2 separate regions of the Homo sapiens genome follow, and region 1 is linked to region 2. The links are chromatin contacts, found by Hi-C or POLR2A ChIA-PET in ENCODE. All regions are on one chromosome and are shown on one strand. The core of a region is the stretch at or near the end of the contact, and the rest is flanking DNA. Distances in the headings are between cores, read along the strand shown. Region 1 holds the start of SLC8A3 (solute carrier family 8 member A3). Region 2 holds the start of TTC9-DT (TTC9 divergent transcript).

Region 1 (5,704 bases), core at 111-2,610, 450 kb before region 2:
GGCTTTGACTGTGTGTGTGTGTGTGTGTGTGTGTGTGTGTGTGTGTGTGTCCGCGCGCGCGTGTGTGTTGGGGGATCGGGGGAGGGTTAGTTATATATTTCGATTCTCTCCACCGAGTCCCGGATCACGCAGACCACCAGGGGCTGGAGAGTGCAGCACTGGAGAAACCCTCCTTCTCCCTCGCCCCCTTGGCCCCAGCGGTGGGTGCTCTGGGGCTGCAGCTCCCGACCCGCGGCGGTGGAGTCCCGAGATTGGGGTGAGCGCGTGCGTGCGTATGTGCACGCGGGCGCGCGCCGAGTGGATAACGCGCTTCCCTGCTAGCCCCCAAACCCGGCGGACACTCACAGCACCAGAAGCACAACACGCCCTGGCCCAGGTGGCACACATATGCCGACATGCATCCAGCACACACAACACAGCAGTCAGTCTCCCCAAACAGCACCCGCTACCAACCCAGCATGCTCACGATCCAACTGTACCCACCTGCCCAGGCATCTCTCTCTGCCCCTCCCCACCCGGCGGCACCCTCCTGTAGACACCCACTCTGCCAGATCTGCCCCCCCAACACTGCATACACAATGTACACTTTCCGGGGCACCCTCACCCCACTTCTCCTGGCACTAAATCCACAGGAAGGCGGTTCATATGAATGATCTTGAGAAATAACTTAACCCCGTTACTCACAATCAGGGATCCTCTTAGGGGCATCCCAAGCCCCCCAACCTCTACCTCCCATGTCTCGGCTGCCCGCTAAGGGGGAAGGGCAGGAGGCTCACCCCATTACTCACCGTTTCCTCTCGGCCTCCCGAGCGGAGTGGGCAAGGGAGGGGGGTGAGGAAGGTACGCGATGCCCCCGCCGCCCGGCGCCTCACCGGTCGCAGCGGCTCATCGCCCCCGCGGGCTGCCCGCCGGCCGCAGCCGCGTCCGGGGCATGTCAGTCCGCCGCCGCCGCCCTCCCGCCGGGGTTCGTGGGCTCGCAGCTGTCAGGGAGCTGCGGGGCAGCGCATCTGGAGCGCGGGGTCTGGGAGGGAGGGTGTCTGGGGCCAGGGCGAGGGGCCCCGGGAGGGGTCCTTCCGCACGGATTTCAGAAAGAGGGAAACCCCGACCCAGAGCGGTGACTGGAATCTACGCCCGGGAGAGGCCCGGAGTCCCGGCCGCGGGCGGCGGGGGATTCCTGCAGGAAGGGGCAGGAAGGCAAGCAGCCCGGCGCGCCCTGGCGGCTCCGAGGGACCTGGGCTCGGGCTTGCGGTCGCGTCGCCTGGGCTTTCCCTGGGCTGGGAGCGCGCCGGGTCTCCGCCTTGCACGCTGTCACCGCGGGAGACGTCTCGGCCTCGCCGCGCGCAGAGGGGACGCGCGGAGAGGCTGGTTTCTGGGCGAGCGGAGAGCTTTGCCCATTAAGCTGCCGGAAGAAGCCAAATCAAAAAGCCAATCTCCAAGCCTCCAAACGGAACGTCACCCTATCAGCTGGGAGACAGCGCCGCACTGACTGACAAGCCGCGCATATTTATCCTCGCGCGCGGAGGGGAGACTCTCAGAACGCTCCTCGACCAGCAGCGAGGAAGTCGAGCCCGCATCCCGCATCCCGCATCCCGCATCCAGAGCCCCCGAGGGACGAATTCAGATCCAACCCCTGCCCCGCGGCCACCCACCCTAGTCGTTGGAGCCTGGCGCCCGCGCCTCCCGGCCGGCAGCACGTCAAAACGGCGGCGCGTCCTGACCTGGATTCCGCCGAGTTGGGAGCTCCAGGCAGCAGGCGGGCGCGCGGCACCGGCTTTCCCCTTGTCCTCAGGAGACGCTGCCTGCAATTCCGAAATTAAGTCTCCACCAAACACATCTGTGGTTTTTAAATATAGCAGGGAACTATTACCCAGGCAGGGTCCACCCAGGCCTAGGGGAGGAGTTGAGGGGGATGGAGATTGGCAGCGGAGGGAAAAGAAAACTCCTTTTTTCCCCCTCTTTTTTTCTTCTCTTCTTGGTGCAGAACCCAGCCTGTCATTTTCTCAACCCAAGTCAAACAACAGTTTGTGAGAGACGCTTGGGTGAGCTCTGGTATGTTGGCTTTTCGGGTTTCTAAAGCTAAAAATAAGAGGGGGCTGCCTCCCAAATTGCTGCTTACTCTGGGCCTGGAGGCTGGAAGAGAGCTGGTCCTTTGATGCAGCAGCGGGACTAGGGCTTGGGGCTTGGCTCAGGCGAAGTGTACACACGTAGCCTTAAATCAGATGCCTGTAATTTCTGCTATATTTGTCAGGCTTGGTCCTAGAGGCATGCGGGGTGGGCAAGCCACTCCTAAGAATGGGGTTTCAAGCCCTCAGCTTATCGGTGGCATTAGGCAGATCTAAAATGAGCCTGGTGGCTGGCCTTCTGTAGCGACACCAGTGCAGAAAAGTCAGAATGTAAGGGCAGGAAGTTGTTCTCTTTCAGGCCTCTCTGCTGCCTGAGGCTAAGTGTGAGGGGCCAACAAATGATAATAATACTTACCAAATAGCAGCACCTTTTAAGGGCCAGGAGTGGTGCTAGTGAATTTGATTGTATTACCTCATGCCATCCTACTAAAACTCTGTGAGCTAGGTACAATTACCAACTCCATTTTTTTGTTGAGGAAATTGAGCCTTAGGTTAAATAACCATCCCAAGGCCACGTGCAGCAGAGCCAAGGATTGAAATAAAATGCAACCAACCGGAGTTGTGCTGAGACGTCAACAGTGTGTGTGACTCCTGAGATCCCTGGCTCCTTTGCCCGGCTGCTCTGGAGCAAGGCTTGGTTCAAACAGATTAAGGGGGTGTAGAGACTAGGGAATCTCTAAGCCTGAGATGGCAGGAGGTCTTTGCTGGTCCTTTGACTCAGTGTTCCGTTAGCAAGCTGTGTGGTGGTTTCTGGCCTGAGTCCGGAGTCAGAATCCTGGATGTGCTCAGTAGGAGCAGTAGGAGTGCTTTCAGACCCCTGAACCTTTATGGGTCTTGAATTTCATTTAAAGTTAGGGCTGGGACTGACTTTGAAAGGTTTCAATAGCTTCTAAAGTTGTGGGATCTCAGGATATGTCAGTTACTGGGACTTACCTTGTGTCTGCTCCCGTGGAGAGTCACAATGCTGAGTCTACACATTGAGAGTCTACAGTAGAGACAAAGAGATGGCTAATGGGCACCTAAATTGATAGAGTTTTTAGGTAGGGCAATTTTGAAAGATACATCAAATTCCTTAAAAACGTGAATGCCTGTGACCCAGTAATTTTACTGGAAGAAATTTATTCTATGGCAATCATTAAGGATATGCTCAAATATTTAGTTACAAGGATATTCATGGTAGTGTTTTTAAGAGTGAAAAATTGGAAACATCTTAATTTTCCAACACAACAAATTGGTGAAGTAAACATGTTTTGTTGACATAATGCTGTATTCTACCACTGTAAAAATACAGATGCAGCATTCTGTGTACTGGTGTGGAAAGGTTTTTATAATATATCGTAGACAGAGAGAAAAAAAACCCCAGAACACAGTGTAACACAGCATGTGCGGGGGTGGCGGGGTGGGGATGAATGCCCTGGCAGCATAAAAACCCCAAAATGGTAGTGGTTATCTCTTGGTGGTGGGATTTCTGGTGATTTTGTTTCTCTTTGTATCAATCAACTTTATTGAGGTGTAATTTACATACAACAACTCACCTTTTTTCTGATCTATGCTTTATGAAGGCATCAAAAGCAAGGTCTAGTGCACAGGCTAAATGACTATCTCAGTAGTGAGGAACATGAATCTGCAAAACTATCCCAGTAGTGAGGAACATGAATAATATTTCAAGATACCTGCAAAAACTAACTGATGATATTAAAATATCTGACATTTCTAATGGAGATAAAGTTACAGGTATCCAAACATCACTACTACTACTAAAAACTCACCTGTTTTAAGTGTATAGTTTGAAGAGTTTTTATACAAGTACATACATGTAGAGCAACAACCTCAGTCAAGACATAGAACATTTTCATCTCCCCCAGAAGTCCTCTCAGGCCCCTTTATACTCATCCGCTCTTCCCACAGGCAACTATTGATCTGCTTTCTGTCACTGTGGCTTAGTTTTGCTTGTGCCAGAATTTTATTTGTTTGCTTGTTAATATCTATTGATATATTTTCAGTGAACATTACCTATTCACTAAAACTGAACCAGCAACAACAACAGAATTGGTCATGTCATTTTTTTAGAACTACCAAACAAAACAGACAGGAACCTTGTCTTCCTCTTGTCACCTGTGACAGGGCAATGCTGCGGGGAGGAAGGCAAGAGGTGCCAAAGCATGTTCAACCAACGCTGTCGGCAGAGCTGACTTGCGTAGGTTCCTCTGAGTTCTAGGTAGACTGAAATAGCAAAGCCCAGCTCTGCATTCTGAGCCTCAGTGTCCTCACCAGTAAAATGGGAATAATAATAATTATTATTATTAATAATAATAATAATTATTATTATTATTATTAATTATTATTATTAATAATAATAATACCCACCTCGTGAGGTTGTTGTGAAGCTTCAGTGAGATTACAGTTTCTGGTACAGACCAATCCCCAAATATATATCAATTCTCCTTCTCCCCTACTTTTGTTCTCCCCCAACCCTGCTTCTCTCCCATCTTAAGTTCTACAGCCAACCTTCACGTGGCCTATGAAGTCTCAGACTGCTTTCAACTCTGGACATTCTCACTTCTTTTTTTCTCCCCACTACATGCATACAGGGTTGGAAAACATTAAATGTAATGACACCGTACTTGCATTTCTGCCATTGTTACTTATATCTAGCTGTACTGGAACCCAAGGAGATGTTCACAAGGAAGATGGAAAGTAAGCTGTGTAACATCAGCATTGGGAGCAAGAGCCACAAACCTCATTTTCAAGTTGGGAAGAAACTCAGGACCCGAGAAGCTACAGGATTCAGCCCAGTCACAGAGCTTGGTAAGAACTAGACAGACTCTTTTATGGACTGAATTGTGTGTCCCAAAACTTGTGTGTTGAAGCCCTAGCCCTTAGTACCCAGAATGTGCCTGGGTTTTGAGACAGGGTCTTTAAAAAGGTAATAAAATTAAAACAGTGCCGTCAGTGTGGGCCCTAATCCACTATGACTGCTATCCTTATAAGAAGAGGAGATTAGGACACAGACAGACAGAGGGACAACCTTGTGAGGACACAGCGAGAAGGCAAGCCAAGGAGAGAGAAATCAAATGTGCTGACACCTTGATGTGGGAGTTCTAGGCTCCAGAACTATGAGAAAATAATTTCTGTTAGTTAAGCCACTCAGTCTTTGGTATTTTGTCATAGTAGCCCTAATTCTGTGAGTCCTTGTCATAGAATACCCTTTCTCTAGAGGCTGAGCAGCAAGTAATAGGGCAGATGGGATGAATAGTGGGAAGGGACCACATGGCTTCTTGGTGGGGCCCCAGTATTTGCCATTATGCTGCAGAACTCCACAAGTCAGTGCCTCTCCAAAAGCGGGGCCTCAGGCACTTCATAAGCAGACGACCTGCCAGTCCTGGCCACCAGTGGCACTGCATCCCACACAAGCCACAGTGTCTCTTCTCACAAGCAACCTAGGTGCCAGCATTCCACAGCCCTTGGACTATACAATCTGATAGCAGTTGAGAAACAACAGCAGTCAAGTGGAAGCTAAAAGTAAGTTCTGGAACAGCTCTGTAGGGAGGATGGAAGTTTAGTAAACCCTGTCTGATAAT
Region 2 (5,484 bases), core at 2,970-5,469:
CTAAATTAACAGAGTCAGAAAACTGCATTTTAATAAGATCTCCAAGCAATTCGTATACACATTAAAGTTTGAGAAGCACTGAGATTCTTTTTTATATTTTTTGTATTTTTTTATTTCAATAGCTTTTGGGGTACAAGTGGTTTTTTGTTACACGAATTGTATAGTGGTGAATTCTGAGATTTTAGTGCACCCATCACCCAAGTAGTATACATTGTGCCTAATGTATAGTTTTGTTTTTGTTTTTTTTTATCCCTAGGCCCTCCCCACTCTCCCCATTCTGAGTCTCTAAAGTACCACTCTGTATGCCTTTGCGTACTCATAGCTTAGCTCTCACTTATATATGAGAACATACGGTTTTTGGTTTTCCACTTTTATGTTACTTCACTTAGAATAATGGCCTCTGGCTCCATCCAAGTTGCTGCAAAAGACGTTATTTCGTTCCTTTTGATGGCTTAGCAGTATTCCATGGTATATACATACCACATTTTATTTATCTACTCATTAGTCAATGGGAACACAGGTTGCTTCCACATCTTTGCAATTGTGAACTGTGCTGCTATAAACATGCATGGAGAAGCACTGAGTTTCTGACTCTGAAGTTCATGCTCAGATTTTCTGTCATTTGGGTCTTTTCTCACTTCCTAAAATAGTGCTCTGCATATGGCCAACGGTTAATGGAAGAACGTTTAAGAAATTCTTGTTGGCATTTATTTAATTCCATTTGAAGGAAGAAGACCATTTTTGGGAAGCCAAAACACGTTTACCAATGAGTGGCTTAAACAGAGACAGAAGTATACTAACAACAAGCAAACAGAACGGTTCTAGACCTACACAGACAACTCTGTGGAGCGGGACAGATGGGCATAGTAATTCTACTCTCACTCCATGCTACCGCTCTTAATATTCCCTCCCTTCCTCGTTCATGCTCGCCTTTATCGGAGCTAGTACTAAGCTCTTGTGTTGAGTTCTGCTTCATACACAGGTTAGTAACGCATGGGTTCCATGTTTCTCAGAGCCGTGTCCTCAAACCCAAAATCTAAGAGTGAGATACTGCACCATTAAGCCAGCACACAGTGGGAAAATAAAAAGCAATTTGGCATGTCAATATTTCTTAGCTTTAAATGGTTGTGACCACTGTGACCCAATTCACGTCTTATTTCTGACAGGAGCCAAATTCCAGGCCTGGGTCTTTATCCAATATTTGCCTCCTGTAGCCTGTCCTATCTAAGTTATTTTAAGGACTGGTAACAACAAAAATTCGGAGTGCCCAACCTCTAATTTCTTCTCTTTGCTCTACCTGATGCAATACCTTAAAGTAAAAAGAGCCGGCAATTGGCAAATATTTATGAATTAACTGGAGTTCTGTCACAACATTCTTATGGGATCCAACAGTGACAGGATTTAAGAGCAATAATTAAAGTTACCATCTGTCCAGCACTTATGCTTCACAACAACCCTATGAAGTAAGTAGTAGTCCCACTTAATGAATGAGGAAATTAAGTTTTCAGAAGTTGAATAACTTGCCCAGGAAATAGTCAAGATAGAATTCCAGATAACACTTGTCTGAGTCTAGAATCTTTTAACCACTGAACTTATACGATGTCTCACTTGTAAGATACCACTGCAAACGCACTGTGTGAGCAGAGAATCATCTCCCCTCTCCAGGGATAATGTGAGGATCAAATGAGATGAAAAATGTCAAAGCATTTAGGAAAGTAAAGAAATACAAGACATAATTTAGCACGCTAAAATTGTGTCCAACTAAAAGCCCTAGGTTCTCTATAAATGACAACGGTATATGTGAAAAATGTTCACCTTTATAATTAGAGCTATCTCATTTAATTCTATATACATTTTTAATTTATCAAATTAGAAAATATTTCTTAAGAGCTCACCCTTGACGTTGGCAAGGAGGTGGTGAAACTAGCATATTGCTGGTGGCAGCACAAGTTAGTACAATCTTTCTGAGAAGCAAGTTGACAATGTGTTTCTAGACTTTATTAAAACTTGAAATAATGTTTTGTAAGAAAAAATAAATTAGGAAAAAAATTTAAGTATAAAGATAGTTAAGAGCATAGATTCTGGAGCCAAATTTCTTGGGTTTAAGTCCCAGCTCCACTACTCATTAGCAGTGTAATCTCAGGCAAGTCTCTGTGACTTGGTGTCTAAAATGAGGATAACAATAGCACTGATTTCACTAAGTTATTATGAAGATTCAGTGGATTATTATATGTTAAGTGCTTAACCCAATGCCTGGCACAATGTAAATACTATATGTAAGTGATATCTATTATTTTTATCTCAGTGTTATTTATAATAGCAAAATCTTTCTGACTATAGAAGAATGCTTAAGTACACTATGGTACACTTACAGTGGAATTTTTTTTTTTTTTTTTTTTTTTGAGATAGAGTCTCCCGCTGCGGCCCATGCTAGAGTGCAATGGCACGCTCTTGGCTCACTGCAACCTCTGCCTCCCGGGTTCAAGCGTTTCTCCTGCTCAGCCTCCCAAGTAGCTGGGATTACAGGCAGCCACCACCATGCCCAGCTGGTTTTTGTATTTTTAGTACAGATGGGGTTTCACCATGTTAGCCAGGCTGGTCTTGAACTTCTAGTCTCAGGTAATCCACCCACCTCCGCCTCCCAAAGTGCTGAGATTACAGGCGTGAGCCACTGCACCCGGCCACTTACAATGGAATATTGTACAGAATATTAAAAATTAGGCTTTAAAAGAATATTTAATTACATATAATGTAAAGTAAAAAGCACAGGAAGCAAGCCTGGGGAACATTGCAAGACCCTGTCTCTACAAAAAAAATAATTAACCAGGGGTAGTGGTGTGCACCTATAGTTGCAACTTCTCAGGAGGCTAAAGTAAGAGGTGAGAGGATCCCTTGAGCCCAGGAGTTTGAGGCTGCAGTGAGCAATTATCATGCCACTGCACTGCAGCCTGGGTGACAGAGAAAGACCCTGACTCAAAAATAAAAAAGAAAAGAAAACAACAACAACAACAACAAACAGTAAATGAATTGTGTATATTGTTCCATACCACTTATGTTGGCTAAAAGAGCACTTTTTACAAATATAGATGCCTAGGAAACAACTGGTAGGAATTACATCAAAATATTAACAAAGAATACAACTGGGTGTAGACTGGGGGGTTCTTTATACTTTACTGTATTTTCCAAAGTCTCTACAGCAGTGTTTCTCACACTTTAATAGGTAAACAAATCACCCAGTATGCTCGTTAAAATGCAGCTTCTGGGTTAGTAGGTGTGGGATTTTCAGATTCTGCATTTCTGATAGGTTCTCCTGTGATGCTGATGATATTGGCCCAAGGTCTACATTTTGAGTAGGAAGGTTTTAAAGCAGCATATCTGAACCAATATACTGGTTAACTGAGACCCACCCTCAGAGTTTCTGATTTCTTAAGTCTGGAGTAGGATCCTAGGATTTGCATTTCTAACTGTTTCCCAGGTGATGCTGACACTGCAGGTCTGGGGCCAGCACTCTGACAACCGGTGCTCTAGAATCTTTCTTTTTCTTAACATTAAGGAAGGGAGGGCACTAAAAAATATGTCAGGCTTCTCCATTGACTCCAAAATCAAATCCAAACTCTTCATCCAAAAGCCCCCATAATCCAACCCCGTCATTTCCCACTACTTCTCATTAGGCTATAAAATCAAACCACTATGCCCTAAACACACCTGAGATTTCAAACATCAGGACTTCCGCTGGATTTCCTCACTCCGGCTATGCCACTTCCTTCTACTTCTTCATGCCAAATCCTACCCAGCCTTCAAGGTCCTCAAATGCTATTTCCTCCATAAAGCCTCCTGATCTACCACTACTCAAAAAGCTACCTCTCCCTCCCCCCCTCAGGGCTGCACAGCACTTTTCGTTCCTCCCCAATGACAGGCACCATCTGTACCTGGTCCAGCGACTCTACCGGTGGGTGGTGTATCTTCGCCTGTAGACTGGGAGTTTCTTGAGGTCAGGGGAGTGACTTGCCTATCTTTGCCTCTTAGCCTTAGCAGATCCCCAGTAGACAGCTGACACTCAGAACCGACCAAAAGAAGGAAGGAATGGGACCTCCTGAGGAAGGGCACAGAACTGTCCTGTAAATGGAAACTAGACCGGACGCACGCCAAGCCGATGACCCACAGTAACAGGTGTTCTCCATCTCTGATGTCTGTGATTCATCCTGCACAGCTGCGCGCACACAGCACACGCATACACAGGCTCCCAGAATACGGCGCCCCACACGCTGTACCGCCCGTCGCGTTCTGGACGCCCCGGCGACCACACACACCGAGACACACCTCAGCGACAACCTGGATCCACAAAAAGGAGGCCCTGCCCCCTTAAAAAATACTAACACCTTACTGCAAAGAACTAGCAGCTACGGCTTGCGCCTGCGCCCCTTGTTCCCTGCCGCACCTTTTCTTGTAGTTAAGAAATCTATTTCTGCACGCATTTCGTCGCCGCCGCCCCCCATCCCTACACGCACGCACACACACACACACACACGCACACACACACACTCCCCTTCCCCTACACCTACCCCCCTCCCCCCACCTCCTTTCAGACTAGGCGCGCCTCGCAGAGCGGGATTGAATGGGAAAGAGCGGGGCCGTCTTTGTCATTAATCCTCCCCTCCTTCGGGCAAGCCAAGCTTCTTCCGGGTCAGCGACCATCCCCGCCACCCCACTCGGGGCCACGGTCCCCCCGCAGCGCTAGTCCCGGGCCCGCGAGCACCGGCCCCCGCCACCCGCAGGTTGCGGAGGGAGGAGGGCGGGAGCGGGCGGCGCGGAGCCGGGAGGCGGGGGAGGGGCCGGCGTCCGAGGCGGCGGCGGCGGCGGCTGGAGCAGCCTCTGGCAGCAGCGGGGAGAATGGGAGTGCGGGGCGCCAGACCGCCGCGGGGTGTCACGGCCGCCACGAAGCCTGCGAGGCGCGGGGCCGGCGCCCGCGGCTTTTAAACCCGGGAAGGCGCGGCGGCGGCGGCGGCGGCGGGCAGATCGCGGCGCGCACCAGGCGCCGGGGCGGCGGCCGAATGGAGAGAAAGGGCTCGGCGGCCGGGGCCAAGGGGAACCCGAGCCCGCCCGCGGCCGGAGAGGGGCAGCGGCCACCGCCGCCGCTGTGCGTCCCGGGCGGCGGCGGAGGAGCCCCAGCGAGGGGCCAGGTCGGGGCGGCGGCCGAGCCGGCCGAGCTCATCCGACGAGCGCACGAGTTCAAAAGCCAAGGGGCGCAGTGCTACAAGGACAAGAAATTCCGTGAAGCCATAGGCAAATACCACCGGGCGTTGCTGGAGCTGAAGGGGCTGCTGCCGCCCCCCGGGGAACGGGAGCGGGACTCGCGCCCGGCCTCCCCGGCTGGGGCCCTGAAGCCCGGCCGCCTCTCGGAGGAGCAGAGCAAGACGGTGGAAGCCATCGAGATCGACTGTTACAACAGCCTGGCAGGTGAGCCGCGCCGCGCCCCCCGCGCCG

Evidence for each region. Hi-C counts contacts between places; a loop is a spot of excess contacts on that map. ChIA-PET counts read pairs that join two places held with the same protein, here RNA polymerase II (POLR2A). Pooled maps may share reads with other maps.
Region 1: a pooled map shows a loop between it and region 2 (6-fold over the local background). The contact joins the promoter of SLC8A3 here to the promoter of TTC9-DT in region 2. A Hi-C loop is called at or near these places in 4 of 37 single-sample maps with no recorded cell type and 4 of 50 pooled maps. POLR2A ChIA-PET finds 5 or more read pairs at or near these places in 1 of 52 experiments (activated CD4-positive, alpha-beta memory T cell).

What each region holds. Positions count from the first base shown.
Region 1 is chr14:70,187,591-70,193,294 of GRCh38, forward strand. It overlaps SLC8A3 (solute carrier family 8 member A3), which reads right to left and starts at 1,361. Exons shown (of 7, transcript NM_182932.3): 1 at 789-1,361. It also overlaps the pseudogene LOC646548. RefSeq lists silencers at 796-935, 1,006-1,335.
Region 2 is chr14:70,637,079-70,642,562 of GRCh38, forward strand. TTC9-DT (TTC9 divergent transcript) reads right to left here and starts at 4,220. Exons shown (of 3, transcript NR_110071.1): 1 at 3,930-4,220. It overlaps TTC9 (tetratricopeptide repeat domain 9), which reads left to right and starts at 4,838. Exons shown (of 3, transcript NM_015351.2): 1 at 4,838-5,457. The coding sequence starts at 5,052. RefSeq lists enhancers at 3,733-3,912, 4,013-4,272 and silencers at 4,743-4,892, 5,113-5,302, 5,323-5,392.